3 separate regions of the Homo sapiens genome follow, and all the other regions are linked to region 1. The links are chromatin contacts, found by Hi-C or POLR2A ChIA-PET in ENCODE. All regions are on one chromosome and are shown on one strand. Each heading gives the region's core, a stretch centred on a gene start or an enhancer-like site at or near the end of the contact. The rest is flanking DNA. Distances are from core to core; before and after follow the strand shown.

Region 1 (3,161 bases), core at 641-3,140:
CATCCAATGTTCCAGGGAAGATTCCCATGGTAATTTAGCCTAGTGGTAAAGCACATGGGCTTTAAAGCTAGAGAGACTCAGAGACAAGTCCCAATTTTCTCTTTTTTTGGTAAAATATGGAGGTAAAAGTCTATCAGATAGGAGTCTTTTGAGGATTAAATCATAACATGCACATAACTTGTCTAACATTTTAAGTGTTTAATAAATGTTAGTTGTCATCACTGTTATTTCAGGATTGCCTTAACTTTGAGAGTTCACTTTGTATCAGAGCAACTTGGGTGGAATTTCAGAGATTATTTGTTCAGATCCCATTTCCAGACCTATCTATCTTTCAAACATACAAGAGCAGAATATGGAAATTCCCAAATCTACTGGCATTTAATTACTCCCACTGTCAAAAAGTTTTCCCTGTATTTAATTGAATTTTCTTCCTGGTAATAAAGTTTTCCCCATTTCATTTGTCTTTAGAGAAGATGGAGAACAAGCAGAGAGTCTTTCCTTTTTCTAATAATCCTACATATTAATTGGGCCAAGCTCTCTCTCTCTTTCATACCAAGCACTCTAAGTTAGCATTTAAAAAAACAAGCCAGCGCACCCCTATGTCATGGTCATATAGTGGGCCTGGTTTGAACATGATTATATACTCATTCTTGATTTCCCAGCTCGGGTTTGAATCCCATCTTTGCGATTTTCTAGTTGCATGACTTGAATAAATTCTCGGACTTACCTGTGCTTCATTTTTCTCATCTGTTAAATGTGGAACACCTACCTTATAGGGCTGTTGTGAAAAGTACGCAAATAAATATAGGGTAAAGATCTAAGAACATGTGCCTGACACATATTAAATGTTCAATAAATGTCAGTAGTTATTATATATTGATGCTTTTTAAGATTAGCTACATTCAATACTCTATTAAATTCTGTGACCCAAAACACAAGTGGCAGGTAGTCTAACAAAACTGACATAATTCTTCACGACTCCAACCTTTCACTGCAGAAACTCCTTTTGTGGGCTTCCCACACTGTAGGAGCTGCCAGGGTGGAGGGGTTAATTTCATTTAGGAAGCTCTCCTTTTCCAAGAGTACATCACTCACAGTGTCCCATACACCCCATCAAGATACCTTTTCTATTATACCTTCATCCCCTACTTTCAAGAAACCAGTTTTCAACATTCTAAAACCTAAACCGATGCTTAAAACCTTGTTCATTTCACAGAAATCAATAACAGATAACTATGAGGCCTGCAAGAGTATATTATTTTTCTGGCTGCTATTTACTGCGTGTTTAAAGTGTACTTTGCATACGCTATATAATTTAATTCTCACAACAATCCTATGTAGTCAAATACAATCACTGTCAAGAAACTAACAAAAAGTCAGGTAACTGAACTTGGAGATTATGTTTGCATTTAAAGAGCGAAGGGTTCTAACTCTGACAGGCCAGATTCTAATTACAGGCACTACTTACTACTTTAAAGAATCCAGGAAATAACTTGCCTCAACACCTCTCTTAAAAACTTGAGCCCTGAGAAGTGAGGAACTGGATTTGCTATACAAGGAAAGAAAGGAATGGTGGCTTCTCTCGGCCGGAGCGGAAGCGCCTGCCAGTCAACCTCGGGGGTCGGCGACCGTCGCGTGGAACAGAGAGGGGCGCCAGCGACGCTTTCCCGCGTCCACGACTGGGGTGGGCAACAGGGCAGGGACAGGGCCGCCCACCTCCCCAGGCGCGCAGCGAGGCCAACTCACCTGCGTGGCCGCCAGCCGCGCCCGCACCTCTCGCATTACGAACGGCTCCAGGCCGCGACCCGCAGTGCAGAAGAATCGGGCGCCAGCCTCAGGCCCGGACCCTGGCTCTCCACGCGCCTCCGACATGGCGGCTCAGGCGCGCCCTCGCGCCTTCGGGTCACGTGGCCTCGGGCGCGAGCGGCTCGCTCCTGGAGGCGGCGCGCAGGGGCGTGTGATGCCAAAGGGGAGAGGGAGAGGGAGAGGGAGAGGGGGAGGGGGAGAGGGAGGGGGAAGGAGAGGGTGAGAGAGACGGAGAGCCTGGGAGGGTCGCATCAGCCCTCTGTGGCCCCTATGGGTCTTCCTGGTTGACCATCTGTCCCCTCCTTGATTAGGCACCAGAATGGGTTAGAATCACAGGTGGAAGGGTTAGAATTGATAATTCAGTCCAGTTGCCTTATTTTGTAGATTGAGGAAATTAATGCCCAGAGAGGTCAAGAGACAGCGAGTTAGCAGCACAGCTGAGGCTGGAGCCTAGATTTCTCCCTATCTAACATAATGCCTTTTCCTCCATTCCTCCCAACTCCGTCCTCTTCCTGTCCTTCATTCCTCTCCTCTACTCTTCTCATAGAAGGAGCCCTGGTCTGTTTTCACAAAGAATCGGGCCAAACGTTGGAATCTCCAGGACGGAGAGCAGAAGTTCCTGTTCTCTAACAAACGTCTGCGTTCTGAAACAGCTCATATTTCTTGCACTACTTAGTTAACCATCCAGCCATAGATGAATCAATGTGCCATCTAGTTTTGGGCACCTGATTTGAATGGTTCTCCTAACGGTATTTGAAGGCATTTTTCTAAACTCTGAATTTTAAAATGGAAATGAAAATATTACTTGGGAAGCATAGACAGAATCCATGTTACAAGATAAACAGCGTGAAATTAGCTCTGTAGCTGTATATTGAGTCAGTTATACAGAAATGATAAATGCATGTGTGTCTCTGACAAGGGGCTGTCCTGTGCTTCAGAATGGGATGTTAAGGTGAAGAACTGATACTCCCTCACCTCCCCCGACACTCCCACACACACCCCCGCCCCCACCCAGCTCATGCTCTACTGGGCCGTACAGTAAAAATTCTTCATGGAGTCACATAACATGAGCTTTTCCAAGGTTCAGTCCTAAGACTCTTCTGATGCTGCTTTTTATTTTTTATTTTTTGCGACAGGGTCTCCCTCTGTCGCCCAGGCTGGAGCGCAGTGACGTGATCTTGGCTCACTGCAGCCTCCACCTCCTGAGCTCCAGTAATCCTCCCACCTCAGCCTGTCCAGTAGCTGGGACCACAGGCAAGCCCCACCACACCGGGCTAATTTTTGTATTTTTTGTAGAGAAGGGGTTTCACCATGTTGGCCAGGCTGGTCTCGAACTCCTGAGATCAAGCGATCCG
Region 2 (3,097 bases), core at 155-2,654, 96 kb after region 1:
GGAAAAATATTGCAAGTTTCTGGTCTACGAGAAAGGCAAAAAATCTGTGCCTTTATGCATAACCAGTTCTACTGAGTTATGTTAATGGATTGTTTAATACCCGAAAGAGTTTAAATGAAGATTTAGACAAAGAAGTGCTGTTGTACTTAAATTTATGATATACACTGTCTTAGATTTGTATATACTTTGATATTTGGTAATGTACCAACATTCACCTGCACATATTTTTTCATTTTTTTGACAAAAGCGTTCATGAAGACTTGGGGATATATTACAAAGATAAGAATTATTTTCTTTTCTTTGGAGATGTACAGTGAAGGGTACATACCAATCATAATGGGATGTTTTGAAGGCCAGGATGATGATACTTTGTATTTATCTATTGCTCTGCTTTTTTAAAACAAAGCAATAGTTCCCTCCTCTTCTCAATCAAATGAGGTAGGCTGGATTGTATGTTATTTGTGCTTACTTGTATGGATTGAGAAATCGAGGCTTGCAGTAGTTTAGTGACTTGCCTAAGATCGTTATTGCCTTGGATGGTGGTGAGCTGGGACTTAAACCCAGGTATTGTGACTCAAGGGTTTTTCCTCCTGTCAACACATGCTGCTTTGTGTTAACCAACTGGTCAACTCTTTTAGCCTTTTGAGCCTCCTACGGGAATAGTAAAGACAAAAAGCCATTACCTACTCAGAAAGCCGTGTTGTAGAGTTTCTTCAGAATTGTGCTGGTAGCACTGCATATCTTTTTCTATGTTAGTAATATATGTGTATATATATGTATATATATATATGTGTATATATATATATATATATATATATATATATATATATATTTTTTTTTTTTTGGAGACGAAGTCTTGCTCTTGGTCCCCAGGCTGGAGTGTGATGGCGCAATCTTGGCTCACTGCAACCTCTGCCTCCTGGGTTCAAGCGATTCTCCTGCCTCAGCCTCCTGAGTACCTGGGATTACAGGCATCTGCTACCATGCCTGGCTAAATTTTGTATTTTTAGTAGAGACGGGGTTTCACCATGTTGACCAGGCTGGTCTTGAACTCCTAACCTCAGATGATTCACCCGCCTCGGCCTCCCAAAGTGCTGGGACTGCAGGGGTGAGCCACCGAGCCTGGCCGATAGTCATAATTTAAAAAAAAAGAATAAGGATTTTTTGAAGTTGTCATTATCATAGAATTTTATTATAGGGCATTATTGTATAATTATTAATAGAAACAATTATGAAATGAAGTCATTTTAAGCACCAGACTAGGAACAGCCTAATGCTTTCTAACTCTGAGAAGGGATTTTACATTTAGAGGAAAGTTCTTTTATTTTTGTTCTTTGGTGCTCTTCTCTTCCCATGAAATTTGCATCGTAAGTGCCTGGGTGATTTCTTGGCAAGAGCTCTGCAAAGCAAAGGCCAAGTGTTCCGCTGGGAGAAGGAGAGTTAAGGAGGCAGCCCAGGACTGTTTAGACTTTGCTTAGTCATAGTTTATGAAAAGTGCATGTCTCAACCTTGGATAGTTGCAAAAGCCAAGGGAGGTAGCTCCTTGGAAGAAAAATGTCAGTTTTCAAGATTGCTTTGACAGGAGGTGCCTTGGCAACTGGGCCAAACATTTCTTAAGGACATGTGGATGCTTGGTGCATCTTGGGAAAGAAATATTTCACAGCAGACATTTGTATAATACCTTCTTTGAATTCTGAGAAAAACTGGAGACATTGAAAGCTTTTCATCTTAGGGTCCCCACAGACATGATGTCCAAATGCCAGGAATAAAGTCCTGAAGCTAAGATCAGAAAGGTCCACGGTGAGCTATAGTTAAATACGTATTGGCCCGTGATGCCATCCCAAGGGTGTTGATGGGCTAAGTCCCCAGCCAGCTTGCTGCAGACACAAAAAGAACCCCAAATGGTGTTGCCAAATCTCTTCCTCTGTGAAGAAGCTTCAGTGAAACTTGAGCTTGGTCAGTGGTTGAGGACTTTGTCAAATAAAAACAAATCTGGACTTAGGTAAGGAGAAACTTTATTCAAAGAGGCTATTGTAATAGTAAGCTCCCTAATCTCAGGATCTACAGACATCTCAAAACCAAACAGAAAAAGACATTTGTGGGATGGGGTAAGCAGGGATAGCAGGAACTTAGTAGGGGAAATTGGGCAATTAGGTGGAGGTAAACAGACAGCAAGATGGTGGTTTGACAGGTTTCTGCTGTCATCGGCCCATTCTCAGGATGGGCTATTAAGTACTGATGTTGTGTATTTTAGTGCTAGGTCAGGCTTGGAGGGAAGCCAAAGTTCAGGGATCTGTGGGGAGAAGAGAAGACTGACTGAAGTTTGGTCAAGACAAATCAGTGCATAAGACTGTGGACCACTGAGATTGTGTGGTCAGCTTGGAGATCTCTGGGAAGCTGTCATAGAAAGTCTGTCACAGCCATTCCTGAATGTAGGTCCTGAGGCTGGCTGCATCTGGGGGCTCACCAAAAACACAGAGTCCACCTCTGGGAATCTACATTGTAACAAGCTTCTCCAGATGATTCTCATGTTTACCCAAGTTTAAGAATAAATACTGCAAACAACAATCGATTTAATCAGGATACCTGATTTAGAGTGGCAGATATGCTACTTATTAGCTGGATAATTAGATAAGTCAAGTAACTATATTTAGCTTCAGCTTCCTTAACTATAAAATGGGACTATTACCTGCTTCAAAGAGGCATTGTGTGGATTATATGATGCTAACATGAAAGATTCCACCAGGAAACAGGGAAGAAAATTTTAAGCACTAACTTATTATCATAGAGTAATAATCTCCAACCAGTTGCTGTAGTTTGTTGGTTGGGTTTTGTTTCTTTTCTTTTCTTTTTCTTTTTCTTTCTTTCTTTTTTTTTTTTTTTGAGATGGAATCTTGCTCTGTCACCCAGGCTGGAGTGCAGTGCCACAATCTTGGCTCACTGCCACCTCCACCTCCCGGGTTCAAGTGATTCTCCCGCCTCAGCCTCCCAAGTAGCTGGGATTACAGGGGTACATCAGCATGCCCAGCTAATTTTTTGTATTTTTAGTAGAGATGGGGTTTCTCCATGTTGGCCAGGCTGGTCTTGAACCCCTGAC
Region 3 (3,081 bases), core at 388-2,887, 110 kb before region 1:
CTGGAAATGTACCCTCTGAAGATGCTAAACACAAACAGCAATGAAAATAAATCCCAGCAAGAGCCTTATACCACCTTTACAGATGTCATCCTAGAGGAAGGATATAAAGCATATTAATACCAATTGATGTAGGGCACTAATTAATAAGTCCCATTAAATCATGGAGTAATGACATTTAGCATGTAATGAATGCCTCATAATTTCTTCATCATTAATATTTCATAGCATAAGAACACAAGCATTTTCATCCCTGGGCCAGTGCAGCATGGTTTTCTGTCTCTGACATGACCACAAGGGCATTGAGTGGCACGAGTGTATTGCACCTCTGTGGTATAGACTGACTATACCGCACAAGTGATTAACTCTTAGCACCCCGGGTCCTAGCGTTTCCTCATTTTAGAAAATGTGAATCTGCCTGCCATTCTTGGAAGTAACCTCTGTGACTGGAAGATGGAAGAACTGCCCCAGGCTCAGGTGTTGACTTTGGTGTGTAGCATTGCTTTGCTGTTGACCCCCACCCCCCAGCCCAAGAAGGAAACCTGCACAGGAGAAAATCATTACTTTGATTTATTACTGGGGGCTTGCTGTATGCAAAGGCAATAATCACCTCATGGAGCAGGTGCCACTGCCAGGGTTCATTGATTCCAGGCTCTTCTAGAAATTCCAGGAGGCCAGTCAGTCTGGCGGGAGATGGACGTAGTCAACGAAAAAAGAAGTCCATCTCATAGCAGGTTGAAATGAAGTGGGAGAAAAATCTCTGGTCATCGTTCTATCGCTCCACTGACACTCGGTGTCTTTTTCTTTCAGAAGAGGGGCTTGAGCAGAGAGAATGCTTAGAGGCTAAGCGATGGGCAAGTGAGAGGGAAAGAGCCGCGACAGATAGAGCTGGCTGCCTAGGGGTCTCAGAGGCTTCATCCTGCAGGCGGCAGGCGGCAGGACAAAGGGACCTTCGGACTCCAGATCAAGATTCCAAGGAGTTAAACGCTACCACGCAGCCCGACCTGGATGGGATTTGCTCCTGGGTACAAAACGGGACACTGATCAAAATCAACTTGGACAAGTGACAAGAGTGAGTCTTATGTCGGTGGATGTCTTTTAAGGTCGTTGGAGGGAAGAGGACGGGAGGGGTGTGCCGAGGGGTAGGTGGAGAGAGGCACCGAGTCCAGAGCCGGGATATAAATGCACCAGGAGCCGGGGAGCAGAGGAGCAAATGAGTGGGGGAAAGTGTGAGAGGAAGAGTTGGAGAAAAGTCGGGGGAAAGTAGGGACAGGGTTAAGGGGAGAGAGGAGGATGAGGGCGGCGAGGAGAGATTAAAAGGGGAAGGGGGGTCGCTGGAGAGGAGGGCGGACTGTGGATCGGAGGTAGGGAGAGGGGCGAGAGGAGTGCGCGGGGTGGGGGGCGCCGGGGCGAGGAGAGGGGGCTGGGGAAGAGGAGGGGGGCAAGAAAGCGAGAGCGGCGCGGGGGAGGGCTAGGAGCCCGGGGGCCGGGCCGGGGGCGGGCGGGCGGTGGGAGGCGAGATCAGGCCAGGGGAGAGGGAGCGAGCCGGGCCGGGCTCGCAGGGCGAGGAGGCCGTAGGAGGGAGGTGGGGGGCAGGTGGGGGGAAGAGGGAGGGAGCGGGCGGAGAGCTGGGGCCAAGTGCATTGTGTCTGGCGGCGGCGCGCGAGCCCACCGGCGGCTGCGGCGGGGCGGGAAGCCATGGAGCCGCGGGCGCTCGTCACGGCGCTCAGCCTCGGCCTCAGCCTGTGCTCCCTGGGGCTGCTCGTCACGGCCATCTTCACCGACCACTGGTACGAGACCGACCCCCGGCGCCACAAGGAGAGCTGCGAGCGCAGCCGCGCGGGCGCCGACCCCCCGGACCAGAAGAACCGCCTGATGCCGCTGTCGCACCTGCCGCTGCGGGACTCGCCCCCGCTGGGGCGCCGGCTGCTCCCGGGCGGCCCGGGGCGCGCCGACCCCGAGTCCTGGCGCTCGCTCCTGGGGCTCGGCGGGCTGGACGCCGAGTGCGGCCGGCCCCTCTTCGCCACCTACTCGGGCCTCTGGAGGAAGTGCTACTTCCTGGGCATCGACCGGGACATCGACACCCTCATCCTGAAAGGTGAGCGGCGGGCGCACCCCGCGTCCCCGGCGCCCGCGCGTGGAGCGCAGCCCGCGGCTTCCCAGGGGCGCGCCGGTCCCCGCAGCCCCCTCCCAGCCGCGGCCCCGCGCCTGGGCATTCTTGCATCCTTCCCGCCGCCTCCAGTCTTTATCTCTTCCCTTTCTTTCCCCACTGCCTCCCTTCTTCTCCCTCTCCTTGACTCTCTTCTTTCGTCCACATCCTGCGCGTCCTTTCAAGTCCGTGCCGCACCTCCCGCCTCTGTCTCCTTCTTTCCTGCCTTCGCCTCCCATTCCCCGGTTCTCTCTCTCTCCCCGTCCTTCTCTGCCTTTGTACACCTGCCTGACATGTGTGTCTTTTCTTGACGCTGCTCCCCGTGAGGGGGACTAACCGTCAAAGACTCGACTTTTCTCACCCGGGCTCCTTCCTTCAAGTTGTGCTCCTTTTGGAAATACCGTTTGGAAGAAAAGTGGTGCCGACCTCCGAAGAGAGGGAAGGGGCTTTGCCTGTATTGTGCGGATGCTGGTGTCAGACGGAACTGATGTGGTCATCCCAGCCTGGCAGGGCTGATGGGCAGCGAAGGAGGCCCCGGAACCTTCCTTCATACCCCTGAAGTGCAGGGTGTGTGTGGATTAGACTTCAGAGACCAATCGTTGGCTGGTGGAGGCTGGTGGAGGCTGCCCGAGGCAGATAGGACACCTGCTTTCCAACCTTCCTGAGGACCCCATACCCCCACCCTCCTCGCTGTCCAGGCACTGAGGAGAGAAAATGTCCTCGCCCTTTAAACTAGAGCTTTCCAGATTTGGGCACTCACTCTCTGCTTATCACTCTGTCTTCTGTTCGTGGTACCTTGTCAGGTTGTTTTTGTTGTTTGTTTTGTTTGGCACTGAGTTGCAGAGCATCAATTTGTTCTTCTGAAATCTGTGCAACACCTGTCTTCTGTGAATGCTATCAGATAGTTTGATTTTTTTTTTTTTTTTGGTAATCCC

Evidence for each region. A loop is a pair of places that touch in the nucleus more often than their neighbours do. ChIA-PET counts read pairs that join two places held with the same protein, here RNA polymerase II (POLR2A). Pooled maps may share reads with other maps.
Region 2: a loop to region 1 is called in a map of ascending aorta, with 2.2 times the contacts of the local background. The contact joins the enhancer-like site here to the promoter of THUMPD2 in region 1. A Hi-C loop is called at or near these places in 1 of 168 maps with a recorded cell type or tissue (ascending aorta) and 2 of 50 pooled maps. POLR2A ChIA-PET finds 5 or more read pairs at or near these places in 1 of 52 experiments (MCF 10A).
Region 3: a map of ascending aorta shows a loop between it and region 1 (2.0-fold over the local background). The contact joins the promoter of TMEM178A here to the promoter of THUMPD2 in region 1. A Hi-C loop is called at or near these places in 1 of 168 maps with a recorded cell type or tissue (ascending aorta). POLR2A ChIA-PET finds 5 or more read pairs at or near these places in 1 of 52 experiments (Panc1).

Annotation. Positions count from the first base shown.
Region 1 is chr2:39,777,368-39,780,528 of GRCh38, forward strand. It overlaps THUMPD2 (THUMP domain 2 tRNA and snRNA guanosine methyltransferase), which reads right to left and starts at 1,891. Exons shown (of 10, transcript NM_025264.5): 1 at 1,747-1,891. The coding sequence starts at 1,872.
Region 2 is chr2:39,873,872-39,876,968 of GRCh38, forward strand. No RefSeq gene overlaps it. Among named protein-coding and RNA genes, the nearest start is that of SLC8A1-AS1, 42 kb to the right of the region's middle. Within about 2 kb of position 1,405, at least 4 of the 41 ENCODE cell types and tissues checked have a DNase peak (open chromatin) inside an H3K27ac peak, as active enhancers do; they include ascending aorta, where a contact is called at or near this core.
Region 3 is chr2:39,664,280-39,667,360 of GRCh38, forward strand. TMEM178A (transmembrane protein 178A) reads left to right here and starts at 1,638. Exons shown (of 4, transcript NM_152390.3): 1 at 1,638-2,095. The coding sequence starts at 1,696.